Regions from separate parts of the Mus musculus genome. Here regions 2, 3, 4, 5 and 6 are each linked to region 1. Evidence: chromatin loops called from intact Hi-C (ENCODE). Cell type or tissue: heart. All regions are shown on one strand.

The links. A loop is a pair of places that touch in the nucleus more often than their neighbours do. Peaks named below come from ENCODE experiments on the same cell type or tissue, not always from the same donor. Only the 100,000 strongest peaks of a DNase experiment are listed, where the experiment ranks them.
Region 2: it touches region 1 in a loop (7-fold over the local background); 6 of 42 quality-filtered maps call a loop at or near these places.
Region 3: it touches region 1 in a loop (2.3-fold over the local background); 8 of 42 quality-filtered maps call a loop at or near these places.
Region 4: a loop joins it to region 1, with 9 times the contacts of the local background. A loop is called at or near these places in 31 of 42 quality-filtered maps.
Region 5: a loop joins it to region 1, with 3 times the contacts of the local background. A loop is called at or near these places in 6 of 42 quality-filtered maps.
Region 6: it touches region 1 in a loop (2.3-fold over the local background); 6 of 42 quality-filtered maps call a loop at or near these places.

Annotation. Positions count from the first base shown.
Region 1 is chr14:63,544,203-63,548,202 of GRCm38, reverse strand. No RefSeq gene overlaps it. Among named protein-coding and RNA genes, the nearest start is that of Mtmr9, 2.2 kb to the right of the region's middle. In heart, a CTCF peak has its summit at 2,437 (motif pointing left); no DNase peak of the experiment used is centred here; H3K4me3 peaks cover 444 bases; H3K27ac peaks cover 350 bases; H3K27me3 peaks cover 374 bases.
Region 2 is chr14:64,069,457-64,073,456 of GRCm38, reverse strand. No RefSeq gene overlaps it. Among named protein-coding and RNA genes, the nearest start is that of Prss55, 14 kb to the left of the region's middle. In heart, CTCF peaks have their summits at 2,498 (motif pointing right) and 3,402 (motif pointing right); a DNase peak (open chromatin) is centred at 2,536.
Region 3 is chr14:64,047,111-64,051,110 of GRCm38, reverse strand. No RefSeq gene overlaps it. Among named protein-coding and RNA genes, the nearest start is that of Prss55, 36 kb to the left of the region's middle. In heart, CTCF peaks have their summits at 1,699 (motif pointing right) and 3,486 (motif pointing right); DNase peaks (open chromatin) are centred at 420, 1,810 and 3,500; H3K27ac peaks cover 720 bases.
Region 4 is chr14:63,793,255-63,797,254 of GRCm38, reverse strand. All of the region lies in intron 1 of Xkr6 (X-linked Kx blood group related 6), which reads right to left. Among named protein-coding and RNA genes, the nearest start is that of Gm41175, 31 kb to the left of the region's middle. In heart, a CTCF peak has its summit at 1,864 (motif pointing right); a DNase peak (open chromatin) is centred at 1,864; H3K27me3 peaks cover 1,835 bases.
Region 5 is chr14:63,205,180-63,209,179 of GRCm38, reverse strand. All of the region lies in intron 2 of Gata4 (GATA binding protein 4), which reads left to right. Among named protein-coding and RNA genes, the nearest start is that of Neil2, 14 kb to the right of the region's middle. In heart, a CTCF peak has its summit at 1,885 (motif pointing left); DNase peaks (open chromatin) are centred at 309 and 1,989; H3K4me3 peaks cover 307 bases; H3K27ac peaks cover 1,053 bases.
Region 6 is chr14:63,194,205-63,198,204 of GRCm38, reverse strand. No RefSeq gene overlaps it. Among named protein-coding and RNA genes, the nearest start is that of Neil2, 2.7 kb to the right of the region's middle. In heart, a CTCF peak has its summit at 2,223 (motif pointing right); a DNase peak (open chromatin) is centred at 2,224; H3K4me3 peaks cover 266 bases; H3K27ac peaks cover 872 bases.

The sequences.
Region 1 (4,000 bases):
AAAAAGCTGGGTGTAGAGCAGCTGAAATAACTTAGGCAGAAAAGGTGCTTGCCACCAAGCTTGTCCATCTGAGTTTGATCCCACCCAAATAAGAGAAGTAACTCCTATATGTTGTCCTCTGATCTCTACAAGAAGATCTATGTACACACACACGTACACACACCACCACCACCAACAACAACAACAAATGCATTTGAGGATGGAGAAGAGCCCTCCTATACTGCTGGTGGGGATGTAAATTAGTTCAAGTGCAACAGAAAACAGTACGTGGCTCCTCCAAAATCTAACAGTGAGATCATCAAGATGGTTCAGCAGGAAAGGATGGCTGCTGACAAAGCCTGATTACTTAAGTTCAATCACCAGAATCCTCAATGTATGAATTCTCACCTAACCCATGCCTGTGTCATGTCATATAAGACATCAATCTTAAAAGGTAAAATAAAATAATAACTGAAAAGAAAACTAACAATAGAATTACCACAATGACCCAGCTAGACCAGTCTTGACCATCTGCCCATAGGACTTCCAATCAAAATACCACAGAGAGACTTGCACATCAATGTTTATTGTAGACTGTTCACAATAGCTAAGCTATGAATCAGCCACATCTGTCAATAGCTGAATGGATAAAAAAAAAGTGACACTCTCAATGCACTTTTATTCATATGCGCAGAAGAAATTAGTGTTTTCAGGAAAGTAGATGGACTTTGGATCATGTAAAGGGAAACAAATCAGATGCAGAAAGACAACAATCACGTTTTCTTGTTTGTAGTTCTCAGGATGAAATTTTTCTGATTATACACCTGTACCATTTTAATCTTGAGAATAAAGATAATAGTAGTACCTGCAAGGCAATGACGAAGTCCTTTAAAATTTTTTCTTAAAAAAACATTCACTTTATTTGTATGAGTGTTTTAACCTGAATGTATGTAGTACTCTTTGTGCTTGCTTGATGCCTTTGGAGGCCAGAAGATGGCACTGGATTCCCTGCATCTGGACTTAAAGATAGTTTTGAGTTTCCATGTGGGTGCTGGGAAGTGAACCTGGGTCCTCTGAAAGAGCAGTGACTACTCTCAATCTCTGAGGCATCTCCCAGTGCTCCTTAATATTTCAATTCAATTTTATGGTGTGTCCTCTCTCTCTCTCTCTCTCTCTCTCTCTCTCTCTCTCTCTCTCTCTCTCTCTCTGTGTGTGTGTGTGTGTGTGTGTGTGTGTGTGTGTGTGTGTGCAGGTGTATATTACTGTGTGGGCCTGGGAGTTTGAAGGTCAATATCAGGTGCATTTCTTGAGTCCTCTGAACTTTATTTTTGAGTCAGTTTCTCTCATTGGTTGGTCCAGAGTTTACTGTTTCTGCTACAGTGGTTGGCCTGTGAACCCTCAGGATCCTCTTGTCTCTGTCCCCCTTCTCTGGCACTGGGGTTTTAGACTCAGATTTCTTCTTTGTATATGTTCTGGGGTTTTGACCTTAGGTCTTTACACTTGCTCCTTACCCATTGTGGTGGTGGGAATAAGAATGGCCTAATAGGTTCAAATATTTGAAAGCATAGGGATTAGCACTATTTGAAAGGTGTGGCCTTGTTGGAGGAAGTGTGTCACTGGGGATGGGCTTTGGGGTTTCAAATGCTCAAGTCAGACCAGCAGCTCTTTAGAGCTTCCTGCTGCCTAAAGATCCAGATGTAGAACTCTCAGCTCCTTTTCCAGCACTGTCTGCCTGTGTGCTATTATGTTCTGCCATGATGATGATGGACTGAACCACTGAAACCAAAAGACACCCTCAATTAAATGCCTTCCTTTATAAGAGTTGATGTGATCAGACTGAGTTAGAGAACAGACTGAAGGAGCTGAAGGGGTTTGCAACCCATAGGAAAAAGAACATCAACCAACCAGACCCTCAGGGCTCCCAGGGACTAAACCACCAACCAAAGAGTACACCTGGAGGGACCCATGGCTCCAGCTGCATATGTAGCAGAGTATGATGTTGTCGGACATCAATGGGAGAAGAGGCCCGTGGTCTTGTGAAGGCTCGATGCCCCAGTATAGGGGAATGTGAGAGCCGGGAGGTGGGAGTGTGTGGGTGAGCATCCTCATAGAAGCAGGGGAAGGGAGGATAGAATAGAGTGTCTCCGGGGGAGACCTGGAAAGGGGATAACATTTAGAATGTAAATTAAGAAAATATCTAATTAAAAAAAAAAAAAGAGTTGCTGTGGTCATGGTGTCTCTTCACAATAGAATGCTAAGGCACCCATTGAGCTATCTTTATAGTCCTTAAGTAAATCCATTGTACACATTATAAATTTTATTATTTTCTTGGCTTATCAGAATCCCCTGAGGCCCTTATTTCTTGACTGTTTGGACAGTTAATATTTGACTACATCATTGGATTATTTTAATAGAGGCATATCCCATTGACTTTGAATTCTACCGCCACCTACTGCTTATGTGGGGAACTGTTTCTTGCTCTTTACTCAGGCTTTATTCCTAACTACTAAGTTTGGTTTTCTCAGCGCTAGTGAACTTTCTACGCTTTGAACTTCAAATCACTGGTGATTTAATTTCCTAATCGTTTCTGGTACTTCATTATAACAACTCAGAAGATACCTAATTTTTTTCTCTTGGCAAAAAACAAATAAAAGGAAAAAATCCTAATTTATGACTTTATAGAGCATGAAACATTTTAACTTAATGAAATAACGTTTTCATAATTTATTTTCAAGAAAACCAGAAGGGCCACAGAATCCATGGAGACTTTCTATCTTCTAGCATATACTAAATTGGACACTAAGTTCTTCCTTGGATATCTTCCATTCGGGGAGCCTTACCCTTCAAGGCTTTACTTTCATTTTTTTCTCTGTATAACTTTTCATTATTTTTCAGATTAAAAGTTTTCCATTCCACAATTTGTAGTTAATACAATGAGTCAAGTGAGGAAGGAAAGTAAACAAATCCGGTGTGGAAAACACCTCCACATTACTTCACCTCAGTCCATCAGCATCCATTGCTGGTTGTTTTCCTTTTGCAGATAAACTGGATCGCAGGAGTGAGTGATTTAGGAAGGGAAGGTTTTTAGAAAAGACAAGAACAAAATCAAGGACAAACACTGTGCAATCTGGTCAACTTCACTTTGCACACTCTGAAGTCAGCTACCTTGCTGTTCGTAGACACTGACTGGGTGGTGAGAATTTTCACTGCTAACACAGTAAAAGCAGGCCAGGACTCAAACATAATTCTTATTCTGGGATAAAGTAGAGGGATAGAAAGCAAGAAGAGGGAAATTCTATAGGTGGAACAACATTATGAACTAACCAGTACCCCGGAGCTCTTGACTCTAGCTGCATATGTATCAAAAGATGGCCTAGCCGGCCATCACTGGAAAGAGAGGCCCATTGGACTTGCAAACTTTATATGCCCCAGTACAGGGGAATGCCAGGGCCAAAAAGTGGGAGTGGGTGGGTAGGGGAGTGGGGGGGGGTATGGGGGACTTTTGGGATAGCATTGGAAATGTAAATGAGGAAAATACCTAATAAAAAATTAAAAAAAAAAAAAAAGAAGAGGGAAATTACAACAGCAAAACTCTGTCATTGCAGTGTCCGTGAGCAGTTCAGCTAGACTGTACTTAGCCGGGATACTATGAAGTCGTGACCAATATACCAAGGTCTTGATTTCAGGCTTTGCTACAGATTAACTGAACTATCTCTGAAGACACTAGAGTCCTTTCGCAGGGCGAGGATTAGTCAGTTTCTCTTTCCATCCTTTTAGAATATGCTGTTCTTGGTTAAAGTCATGGCGCTCTCAAAGAGTCTAAAGCATAGATTGTCCCATGTCTCTTCCAGACACCAAGATGCTACTTTTCGATCACAACCTCCGCTTCCATCCTACATTTGACATCTCTTCGTGACCAATTCATGAGACAACTACCAGGTAGCGCAAACGAAGAGCCCTTGAGGGACAGCACTCATGTGGAGGCTGGCAGGTCAGCGACGTCTTCTCGTCTCGCCTTTTC
Region 2 (4,000 bases), 530 kb before region 1:
TGTATGTAGGTATATGTATGTATATAAGTATGCATGTGCGCTTGTGAAATTAATGAAACAGGTGGTCAGGCCCGGTCAGTGTGTGTGTGTCCATCTTCCTTTGTTTTCTCTCTGGTTCACAAAAAGTCAACAAACCCCAAACCTCTTGCCTGTCCAGGAGGCCCCTTGAGCCAAAGAGAAAAGAATCCAAGTCCCTAAGCCTTTTTAATTTCCCCACTGCTCTCAGCAGAAGTAAAATTGGCAGAAGCCACTGGCTTCTGGTACCAGAAGAGTAAGAAAGAGCCAAATTGCCCAAAGTCAGCATCGTTTGGCACCAAATGCCGATGTCATACCCCTTTTGCTGCCTGCCTCAGTTTACCCTGTGATGTTGAAGCTGGCTTTTGACAGAGGTGGAGTAAACCAATCATCTCCCGATGGTCTTCTGATAAAGTCCTACCATCTCCCCAGTACCTCACAAGGTGACTGTGTTTGGAGAAGGGGCTATAATGGTTACTATTGCTTGTCAACCAACAGGGCAAATAGAAGCTAGGAGACAGACCTCTGAACATGTCAGTGAGGAGGTTTTTACATTAGGTTACTTGAAGTGGGAAGCATGCTACCCTGAATGTGGGTGGCATGATACCAAGGGCTGGAGTCCTGTCTACTAAGAAGGCTGTGAGCTGACCACCAGCGTTCACCATTATCTGTTTTCCCACTGTGGATGCCATGTGACCAGCTGCCTCCTGCCACCAGGCCTGCCAGGATGACTGTACCCTTAAACTGTGAGCCAGAATAAACCCCGCTAAGTTGCTTTCTGTCACATATTCTGTACTAACACAGGGGGTCTTTAAAAATGTCACTACAGTTCAATGAGTTGATGACAGAGACTGAGCCCAGGGTGGCTCATGTCCTTAAGGGGGACAGCTGGACACAGGCGACAGGGACAGAGGGAGGACTGTGAAAGCTCAGACTTCCAGAAGTGAATTTTCAGTTGAAGGCCCAATTTGAGAGTTTAGGATCCACTATGATTGTTATGAACTATAATATGGTGGGGCTAGGGGGCAGGTACCTGGTGGGCCCATGCCAAGGTGCCCCTGAGAAATCACACAATGCAGCAAACCTGTTTTATAAAGGGGGTTTATTATGGGAAGAGAGGGGAGTGAGGGCCTGGAGAAGTGGTAGAGTCAGATGGGAACAGAGCCATGCAGGCAGAGAAGCAGAGACAGAGGGATGGAGAAGAACAGAAAGGGAAAGAGGGGAAGAGAGGGGGAGAGGGAGAGAAGGAGAGAGGGAGAGAGAGAGGGAGAGGGAGAGGGAGAGGGAGAGAGAGGAGAGAGAGGGAGAGGGAGAGGGAGAGGGAGAGGGAGGGAGGGAGAGAGAGAGAGAGAGAGAGAGAGAGAGAGAGAGAGAGAGAGACTGGCCCGGAACCCATGGGGATAGAGAGAGAACTGGGGTGGTGAGCAGTCCTTTTATACACTGCCCACACCTGGCAGTCATAATGGCAGCAGGTAATGACATAAGCTGTTGCTAGGTCCCTGGGAGGAGCCTAGCAGAATTATGTAAGCCAACAATGACCCTCTCCCCAGTCATCCAAGCAGACTAAGGCAGCAAGAGGACGATGTTGAGAACTGATGAGTCTCTAGATTATTGCCTCAGTTTACCCTTTTTACCCATTTCCCTCTGCCCACACGGCCTTGTCCACACCCCCCAGAACATGTCTTGTTTTATGGTCTCCTAACCTCTCAGGTACCAATCAGAGAAAGCAAGGGACAAAAATCCCAGAGTATCTACTCAGGAGATGGTCTTAAACTAATCTCTTATTTTACTGAGTCCTCTAGTGGCCTCAAAATAGAATGCACAAGTCCATCTTTGAACCTGCCATACAATGGCAGAGAAAATCAAGTGTGACCAGTATGTATGCATGTATGTATGTATGTATGTATGTATGTTTGTATATGTATATATATATAGAAATAAGTACAGGTATAGATATATAGACATAGGTATAGATATGTATAGATATGTATGGTTTTGAATATTAATGGTAGTATCCCTGTAATATGTGCCATGAAATGTTATTTGTTGAGCTTCTTCCTATAAGGCAGAAATAGAGTTTTGCACAGAAAAACTGCCTACGAGATTACATAAAGCTACCTTCAGATACACCAAACAGTGGGTGTCTACAGAAAGCTATGTAATGGTCTTGACTCAATCATCAAACATTTGCTGAGTCGCGTCAGTCTGCTTCAGCCACCTAGATGAAGCAGGGAGCAGGATGCGTGCCCTCCATGCTACTGGGGAGGGCAGATAACAGCACAAAAATGTCACTGCCTGTGACAGGTAGAAACAGTGCAGGCAGAGGGGAAAAGGGCCAGACCTGAGGAGGGCAGCTCCTTGGTAGTGGTTTTTAGACCTCACAAATGGAAGGAGCCTGGAGGAAGTCAAGGGCAGACTATGTACAGATGCAGCTAATAAGCTGCTGAGATGAGACTGGCCTGGTAGAGCTGTCATTCCCCAATGTGACCACAAGATGGCAGAGTGGTTCAAGACTGGCTGTCGTTGCGGGAGACTACTCCGAACTTAGTTCCTCCCAAAGAGAACTTAACAGGCCTCTAAATTCCAGGGCACCTGAAGTGAGCAAAGAGATAGTAGTCCTACGCTGTGCCTGGCCACTGGAGTCTGGCAGTAACTTCTGCTCAGTTCCACAAACCGGCTCTGACCTGTTCAACTAGCTGCACTGTGAACTGTAGCGGCACTCTTAAAGCAAGAGGTCTCTGCTATCGGAGGGATGCTGCTCCCAGAGGTCCTGGATGGATGGGACCAGGCCCAGCATCCAGCTTTTTCACTTCTGAGTCGACCTCAATGCCCTTGACCTCAAGCCTGTACACATTTGAAATGTGTCCCAGCCGGGCGGTGGTGGTGCACGCCTTTAATCCCAGCACTAGGGAGGCATAGGCAGGCGGATTTCTGAGTTCGAGGCCAGCATGGTTTACAAAGTGAGTTCGAGGACAGCCAGGGCTACACAGAGAAACCCTGTCTTAAAAAAACAAAAACAAAAACAAAACAACAACAACAACAAAAGAAAGAAAGAAAGAAAGAAAGAAAGAAAGAAAGAAAGAAAGAAAGAAAGAAGGAAAGAAAGAAAAAGAAATGTGTCCCAGATCAGTAAAGAAAGCTAGCAAGTCAGTGGTTGCAGCGTCCTTCCCTGTAAGACAGGTCAGTGTAGCCTGGCCCCAGCCTTCTGACAGTGAGATGGAGTGTCTCAGTTAACTCCAGGCGTCCCAGAGCCTCAATGGCACATGTCTTTGATTGGAACCTCTAGGGTCAGAATCACCGTAACGCCAGGATGGAGTAGAGAAGACAAGGATGCCAGTGAAGGCTCCTGGATCCTCGGGTACACGGTCCGGCTGCCCCGCTCACCACCACTAGGTGGCAGTCACTAACTGCTCCTTGTTGTGTGGCTTGTTTTCAGATTTTTTTGTTATTGTTGTGGTTGTGGTTGTGGTTGTTTTGACTTTTTGTTTTGTTGTGTTGTGTGGGTTTTGTTTTTAGATAAGTGTTGCTATGTAGTTTGCTCTGGCCTTGAACTTGGCTCCTCCAGCCTCTGGGATGCTGGAAGTGAACCGCTTAGTCCCAGCTAACTGTTGTGTTCTTCTTTTAAATGCCAAAGGTCCTAGGACTTACGTTGGGAATCCTGATGCAGCTCCCAGGACTCCCCCAACCAGAACCCCTTTGTTCTTTGGTTCAGGATTCCCTGTAGTTTCCCCCACCTGCTTGCCTTTCACCTCCTTGTCTGCCTCAGGAGAACGGGGGCCTTAACTTGATAAGGATATGGCATTGGGGTTTCTGCCACATACAGTTTCCATCCCATGTCTGTGTAGACTTACACAGGGTCCTTCAAAGAAAGGGGTGCTTTTGCATGTGTGCCTATGAGCATGACTATGTATGAGGCGAGGAGAAGATATCAACTCAGTTATCCTGTCTCTGTCACATTTGGGTACTGTGGTGTTAAATCACAGTT
Region 3 (4,000 bases), 500 kb before region 1:
ATGGCTGATGGTTATCTTGCTTGTTTATCCAGTTGCTGTATAGATTGACTCTCTGAATGTCAGGGTTTGCCTGTTTCCATAACAGGAAGCCTCTTGCTGTCTTACTGTATTAAGAACCTCCAGTCAACACAATAGAATCTCAACAAAACCCTAAACACTCTGTTTGCCCGGGAGCCTCATTGAATCCAGCTCTTATTGTTTCATTTAGAGTTGGAATCCTGTATTTACAGTCAGAAGGGTGTGTGTGTGTGTGTGTGTGTGTGTGCAAGCACGTGTGTGTTTAATGAGGTCAAACGTGGCTTTTCACTTTCCAGGTTCCCCACCCAAAGCTCAGCAAACTCAGCAGAAGCCGAGGGCACCAGGATTCTCTAGCCGTAGACCTTCTGACGCTGGAGGGTGGGGACAAGCAGGACAGAGTCCCTGGGGAGCTTCCTCTTGGTCTGCTTGCCTTGGGTCAGAGGAAGAGGTTTCTGTTTGCACACTAAGCCACAGTCAGACAGTAGAACAAAACTGCAGCGTGGAACCTAGGCGCCCTGAGCCCTGCAGAGGAAACAGGATCAAAGGAAAGCCACTGGGCTGTCCCTTCTTGCACTTTCTGTTTATTATCCTTTGTGATGGCTCCCATGCCCTGGGAGTTTCCAAGAAACCCTCTGGGCATCTGATCTGGTTAAATAGTGTGGGTTTCTTTTCTTAATCTCACTTTCTTTCCCATCCTCAGCTTGGCAAGGGACTTAGAGGGGAAACAGCCTTCAGTAATAGATGTGGTTCTTCATGAAGAGCCACCTCATCCAGGACACTTAGCATAGCTACTACTGTTGTGGAGCTCCTGGGAACAGATCTCCCAGTCCGGGAGGCATGGAGCAAGCACCTAGGTACTCGATGTGAAAACTCAAGGGTACCCTTTCACTGGAAACCGGAGGATAAAGTCTTCCTAGAAAATGCGCCTATATGCCATGGGGTGCAAAGTCCTGCTACTATTAAGCCCTGAGAATATCGTAAATATAAGCTTAGGCATTCTTAATTGGTTAGTTAAGCCAATAAAACAGCTTGTGAAACCATCCACATGGGCTAAATGGGGGATTGGATGTGCTGTCTTCCTGAAGATCCAAAGCTGATGCTACCCAGTCCGCTGGAGCCAACTAAGTAGACAAAAGTTCTTTGGCTTTTGACGATGCAGCAAATGTAAATATGTTTGTATCTTGATAGATCTCTAACTTTCATCTCATGCAAAAATCTAAATAGTTACCCCTTAGTATCCATAGGGGACTGATTCTAAGGTCCCACACAGGCAGGGGTCCAGACCTCCAGAAATTCAAGCCCCTTATAGAAAATGGCATATTCTTCGCATGAAACTCATGCGCATATTTTAAATCATCTATACACTACTTATCGTACTTAACATGATGTGAATGTTATGTCAGTATTTGCTCTGATGTATTGTTTAGGGAATAATGGGGGAAAATGTCTGCATGTTCAGAACAAAGACAGCCAATGTAGATAGACCTAATCTAGCTTGGTGTCCACAAACCCTTCACTTCTCGGACACAAAACTCCCGGTTTCTGAAGACCACTGTGTGTGGCTTGTGCAGAAACCTCTGTTTTGGTTGAAGATGCTTGGTGTCTTAACCTGTTCCACTTTCCCCTGTTGACAAGGCTCCAGGCAAAGTAGCTGCCCTGGGAACTGCAATGCAAGCAACAGAGCAGTAGAGGGCACTGCTTACCTAAACACAACTCATGAACCCAGCAGGAACTAGAATTCTGATCCCTAAGGGTGATCAATCATCCAAACTGTCCTCAGGGCTCCTCCAAGCCCTGTCCAAATCAGGCCACTGAACAAGAAAGCTCTTGGATCACAAAGAGCTTCCTTGCCTTGCCCAGGAACTCAGAACTCAAACCTGGTGAGCCGTCCTCTGCGGAGAACCGTTCACACCAGCCTGTGGCCATTGTGTGGTGTTTCCTCCTGTTCTTCTTGTTCTGTTCCACTGACTTTGAACCTTGCCTTCACATCTCAGGAGATCAAATTACTTCCTTCACGATGCCTCCCCTTTAGTATTCTCATTTACCGGGCAGTCACTGCCGTGTTGTTGTCTTTGGGGTGGAGGACAGGGTAGCGTAGGGATAGTAGTACAAACTGCACCCACTTTAAACCTTGGCAGAGTAAGATTAATATTGCTTCAGAGACAAGGAGAAAGATGGGTCTCGGAGTCACTCTCACTAGGCAGCGCTTCTTGGAAAATGACCCTGACAAACAGACAGACAGACACACACACACACAGACACACACACACACAGACAGACAGACACACACACACACACACACACAGACACACACACACACACACACACACACAGACACACACACACACACACACACACACACACAGACACACACACACACACACAGACACACACACACACAGACACACACACACACACACACAATACCATTGCCTCAGGGGCAGCCAGGCCTTTGTGGGTACAGTCACAGCCTGGGTTGAGTTTTTGGCCTTGGTGTGCACACCTTTCATCCCAGCACTTGGGAGGCAGAGGCAGGTGGGTCTGAGTTTAAGGCTGGCCTGGTTCCCAGGCTAACCAGCGCTATAGAGTGAGACGGTGCCACAATAAGTAAACACACAAAAAGTCAAAACAAACAATGCAGGTCCTGCTCCAGTGGGAAATGCTCATCATGGAGGGAACCCCATGGGAACTTGGGAACTCTGTATACCTCAACTTTCTTGTGAGCCTAAAACCACCTCCGATGATAAAGCCTTTATCAACATATGCTAATTGTGATTTATTTATTCTTTCCAAATGAACGTTGACTTCCAGACCTATGGGCTCACGATCTCACCTTGTTTTCCTGAAAGACCTCCAAACTGTTGAGGAACCACCAAGCCCAGCTCTCCCCATCTGCAGATCCCAGGATGCTTGTGAGTTTAGGCTCACAACTCTGTCAGCGTTCCACTCGGAGCATAGATGTCACGAGGTTGAGATAGCACTGATGTGCCCTAGTGTCCTAGGTGTCCTAGCGGCACATGGAGTGTGTGTGCATTCAACGTTCCACGGTAACCAGAATGCAGAAGCAAGGGGCTTTGAAATTCTTTGGGGCAGTGACTTCCTGCTCTGATGTGAGGAGACCCTTCTGCATCTATCTTGTCTCCAATCCTAGAGTTTCTGTCTTCTTAAGGGCTTGAGTCTTGTTAGCTCACAAGTGTCATGAACTTTTTTTGTTTCTAGAAATTTCTAGACTCTGGGTACATAAAATTGGTGAAAATTATGCTATTTTCTCTAAATTCCTACTTGACTGGGGTAAGGTAAGGTGATATTTCAGAAATTATGATACACAGAGGATAGTGTGATTTTCTTCACAAAAATCCACATTTCTGATTTCCCCCAGGCAGATGAAAGGTGGGTGGTCTCAGACTCAGGGCTCAGAGATTTCCAGGACAAGACCTGACCAAGAAGCTGTAATATCTGATGTTGCCAGCAGGGGGCGAGGGAGATACACCACCTGTAAATGAAGCACTAACCTAGCTGCTGGTGTTTTGTTTTGTTTTTGTGGGTTTTTGTTTGTTTTGCTTTTTGTGTTTTTGTCTGTTTTGCTTTGTTTTGTTTTGTTTTTCAGGGTAATAGAACAGCTGGGAGGCTTCTCCTGTACCCATAAGCCCTGATGATGGGTGCTACCCGAAGAAGCAGAAAAGAGCTTGAGACCCAAACTTTGAGAGGGGCTGCCCCAGACCTCTTGAGGTCTCTCTCACTCTCCTGGTGGATGAGACAAAATAAAACACAGATTGCCTGATTACTCTTGCATTTCAGTGTAGCATTTAAGTGTTTGAGCTAAACATTACATGACTATATCTGTTTTGTTTCATTTATTTGAGATCAGCTCAGTATTAGCCGAGGATGACCCTGACCCTCTGGTCTGCACCTCCAGTACTCTGGTGTTTGCCACCATATCATAGGGATAAGACATTTTTAAAGCTCTTATTCACTGATTTAA
Region 4 (4,000 bases), 250 kb before region 1:
GTAGGAAGGGGCCAGGATATAGGCAGACTTGTTTGGGTAGGGTCCTGTCCAAACACAAGGGTCAGAAGCACAACTCTGTAGGTCAGGATCAAGAATGGACCCATGCACACAGTGACACATATTCCTGAGCTGGAACTGTACAGACAGGGCACAGGGCTGACAACCCTCACAAGGCTCAGTGGCCCTCAGGCACTGCTCACTCGAGTCTGCTGGACAATCCTCTCGACCCTCTCCACAGCATTGACATCGGCCCCTCCTCACTGGCGCACGCTGCCCACTCCTGCCCCATGAGAACTCTTCCTCACAAGACAGCCAGTGTTCTTGGAAGGTTCTAAGGTACAGGCAGCTTCTCCCCTCTGAAGCCAGTTTCCCAGTGCTCAGAATAATCTCCCCAGCCCTCCTCGGGTGTCAGGGCCTCACCTCATCTCCAGTATCTCAACAGCAGTCCTGTTCTCCCAGACCCTCTTCCTCATCTGTCTTCCTTGCCTCCCCTTGGAGCACAGGAGCCCTGTGTGCGTGGAGACCAGCTGACGGCACCCTGATATATCTCCCTGCAGGGGTCAGTGCCTGTGGAAGAAGCAGGCTGGGAAGGCCTGTTCTCTGGGGCTGAGGACTCCAGGCAGGACCACATACTCACAACACCTTAACGGCAGGGGAGGACCCTGGGAGGAGCCACTGTCTTCCTAGTGGTGGGAGGGGATGAAGCAGCCAACTCTGAGTGATGCTTCAGGAAACAGAGCAGCTGCATGTCTGGCGGAGCAGTGGTAGCTGCGTATCTCATCAACCAGCAGTATTCCCTGGCTCAAACTCAGCCCGACTCAGATGCAGTGGCCCACAACAGAGAGGCCCGTGACGCCCCCCCCCCCCCTCGCTCAACTATGCTCAGAACACAGTTCTGCCTCTCGGCTCTCAGGAGTGGCCCACGTGCTGTATCCGCGAGTACCAGAGACAGTCTGGCCATCGCGGGTAACAATGCCAGCATCCGCTTCACTCCTTCTGTACCAAGGTGCAGAAAGAAACCCCCTCTGTCCAGGGAGGCGGGAGGAAAGCCAGAACCTGTCCCCTGGGTCAAGACGCCTAGGCTTGGATGTCACACCTTCTGGTAGTCAGCACCCCACGGCCTCTGCCCTGGGATGAGAGCAAAGAGAGTGGAGCTTGGGACTTCCAAACACTCACTGGGCAAATGTGGTCCTCCCTTCCCCAGCTCTAAATTTTTGAAACAGGGTCTCATATATCTCAGGCTGGTCTTGAACTTGCTACGTAGACAAAATAAGCTTGAACTTCTCATGCTCCGTTTCCTGAGTACTGTGGCTACTCTCTCTTCCATCTTTTAGTCTTGGTCTCCAGTTAGTAACAGAGGGATGTTTGTTTGCTGGCTTGTAATAAACTAGTTCTGGATACAGACATAGCCTAGCTCACTTGATAGACCAGGAGGCCAAGACAAGAGTCTAAACTGATTTGTCTCCATCATTCTGGGAAAGTGTGTGTGTGTGTGTGTGTGTGTGTGTGTGTGTGTGTGTGTGTAGGGGCCCCTAAATCTATACGACAGTGTTCTGAACCTGCCTTGTAAAGTGGCCCTCTCAGTACGGGGCCAGACACTTTCTCTAGTGTGCAGGGCCCTGATGGCTCTTGGAAGCATGGATCAGGCCATCGCCCAGAGCAGATGGGATGCCACATTCTTCACTGAGCTGCATAGATTTTACCTCCCTATCAGTCCCAGGAGGTTTAGGGAATGAGCCGGTGACAGGACGCCACATCTTTCCCCTGAGTCCTTGAGGCGTTCCAAGCCTTGGGATCAGAGATAGATCCCCCTTCAGCTTTTTGGACTGCCTATCTCCTGTGCAGGTGTCTTCCTCCCGTGACCACAAGGTGGCGCCAAACCCTAAGCGTCGCAAAAAGGAGGCGCCACACCGGTGATCTCATACCTTAGGGCCTGCTCCCTCCTATGCGGCAGTGCTGGATGCAGGGGCCACCTGCTAGCTGCAGTGCATGTTGGTCAATTTGTACCGGGGTTCCAACTGAAGGCATGGTGAGTGCCGAGTTCTCCCCTACTGAGAAAGCTGGACCAGGAAGGCAGCCCAGGAGAGAAGACGCCCACCGGGCTGTTCCTGGATTTACTATCTCCTCTTCTTATGTCACCTCCTGTCACCCTGTGTCTCCTCTAGGAGTACCAGATCTCACAACAATCAGTGTAAGAGCCAGGAGATTGCAGTTGCCTGAACACGGAAGGGCTGCGTGGCCGCTAAGCGGATCTCTTCCCTAGGCTCCACCCTCACCCCAACCCCTATCGTTATCCTCCCCTACCCTAGGTTTACACACAAGAGAAGGTTTGAACTCGTGCCAGTACTTTATGTCATTGTTTTCTCAAGTGTGGCTTCACGGTGTTCAAAGTATGGCACACACTTTACACATGGTAACCTGCATTTGAGTGTGCGGAAAGGTTCTGAGCAATCGTTTTGAGTTAGTGAGTGGAGAGCATGAAGTCACTTAATCCTCGCAACAAGGGGTCTGCAGCAACCCCTCACCTCACAGATTGCCAACTGGAGCTCTGAGGCAAAGGCGTGCTCCTCAGTTTACCCAGCTGCATAAATAACTGAGTGGAATACCACGCCACACCCGGGCAGTCTGGCTTTGGGTCCAGACCTGCACAGCTCTCAGGCAGACCATTTGTCTCTTTCTCTCGAGCACAGTCCACATTGTTCTGATCGTTACAATCTGCCTATCCTCTGAGGCCTGGTTTCCTATCTATAAGATGCCTGTTCTAGAGTAGGGCCCCAGGAGAAGCTAAGTAATGAATGCACACCATCTTGCCCCCCCCCACACACACACAAAGGGCCATGAAAGCCTGGATTGTAAAGTCTCTATGAAAACAAGGGAGTGCACCAGGTAGGTGGCTGCTGACTAGGTGTGCACCTCCCCCTGACTTTAGCTCCCATGGCTATGGGAATTGTCTTGATTGTTTATTAGTGTAGGCCACTATAGGTGGAAGTATTCCCTAGGCGGGTGGTGCCGGGCTGTATAAGAAGACCAGCTATCCAGGAGCCGCTAGCAGCATTCCTCCATGACTTCTGCTTCAAGTTTCTGCCTAAGTTCCTATCTTCACTTCCCTCAGTAATGGACTGTGACCTGGAAGTGTAAGCCAATAAACTTATTCCTCCCCGAAGTTGCTTTTGGTTAAAGTGCATAATCATAGCAATACAGATGAGACTAGTATACAAGTCAAATCCAATAATATATTATCTTATCTAGCCATATAATATACATACCATATATATTATATATATAGAGATATACATATATTATATATACATATACATCCATATATATATGGTACACCAAAGCCAGAGCCAGATGGAGTTTATCATAACATGGAAGGCTGGTTCCATTTTTCAAATTCAATGAATGCAAACTCTGTCATTAGCAAAACTCACGCAGCACATTAACCCAGGCAGAAAATGTCTTTGACAGAATCCAACAACTATTCATAATAAAAACACACAGCAAGCAAAACCTGGAGCAAAACTTCCAGAATCTTATGAAGATGCCGGACACTAATAAACCCACACCATAACACCACGCATAATGGTAAAGGCTGAATGTTTCTGTCGGAAGACCAGGGGCAAAGCCAATGGTGTCCACTCTCACCCTCATCCCACCTCATGATGGGAGGAGCAGCCGGGTCACCAGCGCAAGACGGTGAACTGTAAACAGAAGATACAAACAGATCGCAGAGGGAGTACACCCATCTCTAGCTGGCAGAGGCTTAGGCTGAAGATCTAACAGCTGGCACAGGCCCACGTGTAGGACGGACGTGGAAACACCTTAAGAACAAGGTGAACAGACAGAAATCAATACTGTTTCTGTAGCTAACTTATGGATAGCTGAAAATTCAAAATAGAAATTCCATTTATATACTCCAAAATGAAATGATTAGATATAAATCTAATAAGGTGTGCAAGATTTGTATAATGAAGGTAAAAGATGTTCAGAGAAACCAAAG
Region 5 (4,000 bases), 340 kb after region 1:
TATGCCTAGAGAAAGCATCAGATTTCTAAGTCTTCTCTTTCGTGTGTGTCCTCAACTTCTCCCTAGTTCCTCTGTCCCTTGCCTTCCCTGCCCCCTGCCCCTCTGCCCCAACCTCAGGATAATCCATCATCGGTATCCCACTGGGTGTTTACAGAGCACTCCACAGCCATTGTTGGACATTTTCTCTCTTGTTTGCAAAATGCTTTGCAGCTATTATTACAAGACTATCCTCTCAGAGTCTATCTCATCTCAGAGGGAGATGCTGACCCACTCTCTAGGGTCAATTCCCACTGCCCCGCCCCCCAGTGGGAGGACCAAACCTGTACTGGGGAGGGGTGGGAGTGTTAGGCAGGCTGTCACAGGCTGGAGCCACGGCTGAGCCCTCAACTTGCCCTCTGGGAAGGTACACCCTGCACTTTATGGGGTAAAGAGTAAGAAGTACTGACTTGTGGATCGTAGCTGGGGCACCCATTCTCCCCCAGAGTAAGTACTAAGTAGCAGAGATGGGCTGCATTCTTCCAGTTCCTCAGCTCAGAGGGAAGGGGGATTTATTTCTGTGTCCTACATAAGAGCATAAAAAGCTCCCCCAACCCAGGTGGTGCTTGCTTGGGAATCATATTTCTTCTCTTTCAAAATGAGAATTTTAAAAAGAAGTTATGATGTCATAGAGCAGCGCTTTCCTGAAAAGAGAAGCCCCCACAATTAGTCCCAGCAAAGCTGCTTTCTGGCCGCCTCTGTTGCCACCATGCTGCAGGGCACCTTGCATGTTCTGTTTCTCATTTTGCAAGTCAGAGTCAGCATCTTGCACCTCCATTACATCGCCTTTGTATTAATCACTTGAGGTTTCCCTATAGGGGCTGGAGAGACATCACAGTGAGTAAGAGCACTTTGTTGCTCTTGCAGAGTAACAGGGTTCGGTTCCCAGAATCCACACGGTAGCTCCCAACCATCAGTAACTCTAGTTCCAGGGGGTTTGATGCCTTTTCATCTTTGCAGGTACTAGGCACACACATGGTACATATACATTCATGTAGGCAAAGTGCTTATACACACAAAACAAGTCTTTTTTAAAAAATAAAATACCCATGTAACATTTCACCGAAGTGGTTGGGTAGTAAGATTTTGTGGTGGACTCCATACACAGGCATGCCTGGCTAGACGTCTTGAGGAAACATGGTCTTTGCTTCCTGCCCTGCCCCCTCCTTTGGCTGCTGAGTGGCACTAACAGGTCTATCTGGGTGGGACTTCCACAATTCCTATCCTAGGCCAACGGTATCTGCCACGAAGTCCACAGCCAGTTGACAGTTCTGAAAATGGAATGAGTCATCTTGTCGCTCACTATTGATTCTCAGGGCCAGTCTGTTAACCCCGACCACTAGCATTCTGAGACCTAGGCACCCTCTTAGCTCCTGTGGCATCTGTCAGCTTGTTTAAATCACAGATGTTTGCTAAATGTGTCTGGGTGATGAATGCATATTCATCAATGTCCAATGACTTCACCTGGGTAGGAAAACCACTGTTAGAAGGCACTGCCTGGTCTTTGAGGTGCACTCGCAGGGGGTTCCTCAAGTCAGCCTTTGTGTTGAGTTCTCAGAGCAGGGATGGATGAGTAGGCACCAGAGAGGACACATCTATGGACTCCGCTAATTTCCTTTGATATGCATGTACAGGAATGGGCAAAGTGTGAGGGAGCGCGGGAAAGCGGGATCTCCCTTCTCACAAACAGCAGTGGATCACAAGGGGTTTTTACCCTAGAGTTGAAATGAACCAGAGGGGGAAAGAAACTGGCATGAGCATCTTTAAAGGGAGAGTATGGAGTTGAACCTATTAGAGAAACATTGTGGTCTTGGTTACATTTAGAGACTGTAGTGCCATCTAGTGTTCATGGCGAACAAAAGCCTACTGCTAACTCCCTCTCAGCCCTGCTGGCTTCTGGCTCTGGGAACTCCTGACCTTTCTACTGTTCTCAGGAGAGGGCTTGAGAGGAAAGAGCCAGGCTGACAGGCTGCAGATGACAAGCTGCTGGTGCTGGTGCTGGTGGTGGCCCAGTAGAGAGCAGGCCATGGGCAAGAGTCACCTCTAGAGGCAGGTGACCTTGATGAAAGGCCTTCAGTGTGACACAGGTGTAAAAATAGCCTCTGTGCTGACTTAACTCCCTGGCTTGAGCAAACGGCCCCTCACACCTGTATATTGTTTGCTTGGCATAGACACACTGCTACCTGTTTGCAGGTGTAAATGACTGTTTATGTACCCAGAGTTATGAGGAGGGTGCCCTATCCGTTTCCAGCCAACGTTCTCTTAGTACGGATTACTGAACAGCAGAGCTGGCAAACCCCAGACCTGGGGCTAAAGGAGGGAAGGACCTTTAAGGGGTCCACTTTTAAGGGGTACCACTGGCTTTCCCGGAGAACTCAGCATTGCCTTTGGTATCAGGAAAGGGGTAATATGGAGACCAAGGTGGCTATGCTTAGGGACAAAAAAAAAAAAAAAAAAGTAGATGGCATGAGTCAGAGAGAATTCTGGAAGCTTTTAACTAGGCTTAATATAGGTCAAAGGGAATGAGAAAACCAACCCTACCTCTCTCACTTGGACAATGAGAAGGGACATGTGGGCTCCGCCAGTTGTAGAATTCTGCAGACATGGAAGATAAAGGGGAAGGTTTAGTGAATGGAAGGATGGCAGAGGGTGACAGCCTTCTTCTGGTGGAGGGCTGACACTTACATTTGATTGACTCTAAGGCACTAAGGATTTTGGTCTGTGTCTTTATTATATGCTCCATATACCAAGAAAAGGGCAAACAATAATATCAGATCATGCATATGGTTACAATGGGATCCTAGTTTCATTTCTGTTGCTGTGATAAAATACCCTGACAAAAAGAAACAGAAGAGAGAAAGGGGTTTACTTTACATTACAATTCCAAGTTACAGTCCCATCACTGTAGGGAGTTCCAGGAGCAGGAGCTTGAGGTAACAGTTCCCATCACATCCACCGTCAAGAGCAGAGAGAAAAGAATGTGTGCATCCATGCTTGCTTGCTTGCTTGCATTCCTTTTCTCTACTCTTGCACAGTTCAGGACTCCTTGCATAGGGAATGGTGCTGCCTACACTGGGCTGGGTCTTTCCACATCAATTAGCTTAAGACAATCTTCCATATGCATGCTCACAGCCAATCCCATGTAGACTCATTGAGACTCTCATTGAGACTCTCTTCTGAGGTAATTCAGTTCGCAATAGTTCTGTGTCAAGTTGACAGTTAAAGCTAACTGTCACATGTGGGAAAACTAAGAACGACTCATTTAAGAATGTAAACAAAACTCTAGTCTCCCTGACCTAGACAATCTCCTTCTAGAATAGAATTCAGAGTAATAAGCAGAAACTCATAGATTTACATACAAAGAGACCCATATTTACAAAACAAATGCCAGAAACTAGGCAGGGATTAAGCAGCTATTGAAGAGCAGAAGCGAAAGGTGAGGAAACATTTCAATGATGGACAATTACAGTGTGATGGGAGGAGTTTATAATACACTTCCAATGTGGTAACACATTAGGGCAGTAAGCAAACATAGCAAAGCAAGATAGGCTTGACCATATCAGCTTGACCTCAACTAGGCAAAAACATGTGTCAACACTGGAAGTCTTACAAAGGACAGAATAAAACGACACACCCACAACTCTGCTAGTGACCTGTACTTTCTTTATATGTTTCAGTATTAATTCTCCTACAGTGTAAATACCTCTACATTCCATCACACACACTCCAAAGGAACAATAATCAGCATGAGTTACTTTTGCAATTACTAGGACCACGAGAGCTAGGGAAAAAAATTGCTTAACAGATAACAGAGTTATTCTAGCTTATGATTTCATAGGGATTTGGTTCCCTGTGGCAAAGGAATCATGGAGGAGTGGGTAGGGCTGTCAGTATACTGTGGAGGTTTTAGAGTACCACAGACCAGAAAGCAGGGAGAGCACATGAGGAGCAAGGGTCCCAGTGT
Region 6 (4,000 bases), 350 kb after region 1:
TTAATGGGCACACATGCCATAGGACCCCAGTGGAGGTCAGAGAACTACTTCCGGGAGTCCGTTCTCTCTTTTCCACCATTTTATAGCTTCCAGGGATCAAGCTCAGGTCTTCAGGCTTGTGTGGTAAGTGCTCTCTCTGCTCAAGTAACCCAAGAAAAACTTTTCAGCTCTCAAAAGAATAATAGTTTGGTGTATCCTGAGAGGCTCTGCCAGTGCCTGACAAATACAGAAGTGGGTGCTCATAGCCATCTATTGAACAAAGCACAAGGTCCCCAATGAAGGAGCTAGAGAAAGTACCCAAGGAGCTGAAGGGGTTTGCAGCCCTATAGGAGGAACAACAATATGAAACAACCAGTACCTCCAGAGCTTCCTGAGACTAAACCACCAAACAAATGAAACACATGGTGGGACTCATGGCTCCAGCTGCATATGTAGCAGAGAATGACCTAGTCGGCCAGCAATGGGAGGAGAGGCCCTTGGTCCTGTGAAGATTCGATGCCCCAGTATAGGGGAATGCCAGGGCCAGGAAGCAGAAGTGGGTGGGTTGGGGAGCAGGGGTGGGGGAGGGAAGAGGGGAAACTAGGAAGGGGGATAACATCTGAAGTGTAAATAAAGAAAATATCTAATTTTTAAAAAAGAAAAAAAAAGAAGAATAGCTTGGGGACTTGAGAGATGGCTCAGCATTTAAGAGCACTGACTGCTCTTCCAGGGGTCCTGAGTTCAATTTCCAGCCAGCACATGGTGGCTCATAACCATCTGTAATGGGATCCAATGACCTCTTCTGGTATCTGAAGACAGTGACAGTGTACTCGCCTACATAAAATAAATAAATCTTTAAAAAAAAAATAGCCAAAGCCATTAGACTGAGAGCTACTGTCAGCCAGGTAAGATGAGTCCTAGTAAGAAGACAGATCCCAAACTGTTAGCCAGAAGAGGTTCATGGTTTTGGATTAGGGCATTTTTGCTTAAAACATTTACATTACTTCTCTTTGGAAATGGGTTTCAGAACTCTTTTTGTGTATTCTCATAATTGGTACCTCCCTCCAACTAAGGTAACTCATCCTCCTGGATCAGCAGACTTGTTGCCTCCCCCAATCAATCAATCAACACTTAAGGAAGCCTGAGTTGCTTTATCCAAGAGACTATAAAAGATGAGACAGGCCTGGGGGCAGACACTGTGCATTATCAACAACGGCAAAGACACACTCCCTTGTTAGAACATGGTTGGGGTGAGGGGCGATGAAAAATGATGTCCTTAGAATAAATGGCTTTTTCAATGGGCAAGTGTACATAAGAAATCACACTGCATTATGGTTATGCCACCAGCACGAACGAAACTTCCTGCAACCCAGTTTTAAGTCGCTGTGCAGTTGGGTAAGCCTTGGCCCTGGCTTCTGAGCAGGAGGCAGCTTAGCTGTGCTTGTGTTTGGTTGGATAGATGTTAGTGGCCACAAGTTTCTCATCACCGAATATGCCCTGAATGTGGGGCTGCAAGACGATTAGGAGGAAGTCTTGGCCCCAAAGCTTGGCATGTTGACTGCAGTTGTCAACTTTCCTTTGCCATAACCAAACACTTGAGATAAGTAACTTAGATGAGAAAGGTTTAGGCTGGGGATGTACCTCAATTGGTAAAGCATGCAGGAAACCCTGGGTTCATTCCCCAGCACCGTATAAAGCAGGTGTGGTGGTACATGCCTGGTACCTCAGCACTCTCGAAGCAGGAGGATCGCAAGTTCAAGGCCAGCCTGAGTTACACTAGACCTTGCCTCAAATAAATTAATAAGAAAGCCTATTTTGAGAATCTGGTATAGTCTAGGTTTGGAAGTCTGTTAGATTAGCCAATTCAAGTCTGTCTAGGGTGCCCAAGTGCTTGGTGGGCCAAATGAAGCCTGAAGAAAGCCTTATGTAGCTTAATGAATACTGGATAATTTCTGACAATCACTCTATCCCCTTCCTGGAGGTACAAGTCTACACTCTATGAGCGTTTAGGGGTCTAGTTGCTAAGAATGTGGGAACTGTCTCAAAGGTCACCCATGGCCAGCCTGGGAGAGTTGAATGAGAACAACCAAGTTATGAAAAAGGAAGCACAGATCATAGTGGCCTCAGAGGTCACCTGAAGGACCAGATCCTCCAGTGCTGCCATCCAGTGACCTTCCCTATGGTTCCAGAGCCCCTCCACAGGACGAGGGAGAGCTCCAGGAAGCACTGTGCATGCAGTTCTTGCATTCACCACGTGGGGGCACAGACATTCGCTTCTCCCCTTTCAGCTCCGTTAGCAGGGTTTTCAAGCCCTTGATCTGAGATCAACACACAACCAAATTCTACTACTCAAAAGCACTAGTGTTTATTGAGCACTACTGCTGCCAGACACTGACAGCTTTAGCCAGCTTGAAGGAAACATTTGTACGTCTTTGCAAACATGGTTTGCACACAAAAGTACAGGTTTCAAGTCACATGTCGGAAATCACAGAAGTACTACGGAACCAAGATGTAAAACCTGTCTTTTGGATTCCAGAATTCCACTCCCGTGGAATAAGAACCTTACTATCTGTGGAGCCCCTGCACAGCCTGAGTTGAACAATCCTTAGCTTGTGAATGTTTCCTAACTAATATCTCAAGCATTCCCTCAACAAATGTGACTTCTTAGATCCATTCTCCAAGCCAGAGTGTGGTCTTTTAATAAATATACAAGCAGCATCAGTGCCAGAAAGGCACATCTCTGGTCCTGTGACAGATTTCTCATAACCTACACTTAAGCGTTTCTGGGTGACTCATATACGTATCAGGGTTTACAGAGTGTGGCTTTATGTCTGTAACACCATGACACAGATGTTCCATTTAAAGACCGGATTTAGATACTGTTTTCTCACAGCTAATGAAGCAGTCAGACTGGTTAAAGACTTTCCATGGTGACTTGCACAAGGTGTGTGTTCAGTAAACTGTACTTGTGATTATAAGTGACAGCAGCAAACTGTGAGCTGTTGGTTTTTCTCAGCTGCAAAGTCCCTTGGGCTCAGAAGAGATCTCTTAGGTGCACAGCTCCAATTCCACCAGATAAGGCAAGGCTTATCTTTAGGATATGGCTTATAGGTAGGTAGGAGTGTGTGTGTGTGAAAGCTGCCACAGGGACATACTGTATCCTGCAGAAGATGTGAGTCTCCCAAGATGCCAGATACCGAAAGTGGGAACACATGCCCCGGTCCTTATATACACAAAAAGAAGGGACCCCCTCCTGCAAATGTCGCACCTTCAAGCTCACCCTCTGCCTTGAGGGGAGCTTTGTACCTCTGAGATACTAGAGGCCTCCTCTCCTTACTTCCTATTCTTGCCCTACAGTCAGCGATATGGTAGAAGGCTAGCTGAACCCCTCCTTGAAGCAGGGCTGTCTCCCCCATGCCGGCCAAGTTCAGAGACTGACACCTTAGCCACTTCCGAAGGCCACGGAGTTCACCAAAGGTCTCTTGACATCCTGTACAGTGCTGGCTCCAACCGTTCTTGGCGACCTATTTTTTGAATAACCTGGTATCATCTTTAATCTCTTAAGAAAACACTTCAATACACAACGTTTTAAAAGCGTATAGTATAAACTCAAAGATGATTAAAATAATACAAAGCAAAAGTAAATAAATCTCACTCTTTAAAAGTGTTACAGGCCAGGTGTGCTAGCCGTGTTTAAAAATCCCAGTACTAAAGGAACTAACTTTGTCGGTTCATGCACGAGTTCAGGACTAGCCAGGCTTTGTCTCAAAAATACAAAACCCATACAAAAAAACCTTCGCGAAGGGTGTGGAGAAACTGAAATGTCTGCCTTGGCCTGAGCCACTCAAGACCTTTGGATTCTGAGCGCTTGCCTATTCTCAGTACCAGTCCACTCTTTCCCAGGCAAGCCTGGGAGAGGAAACGGGGAGACTTGAGATGGGGAGGGATAACTCAGAGGTATGGTGACTCTGGAGGGTAGGCGAAGGTGCTCCCAGAGTTATTTCCCAGAGAAAGAGCTTGA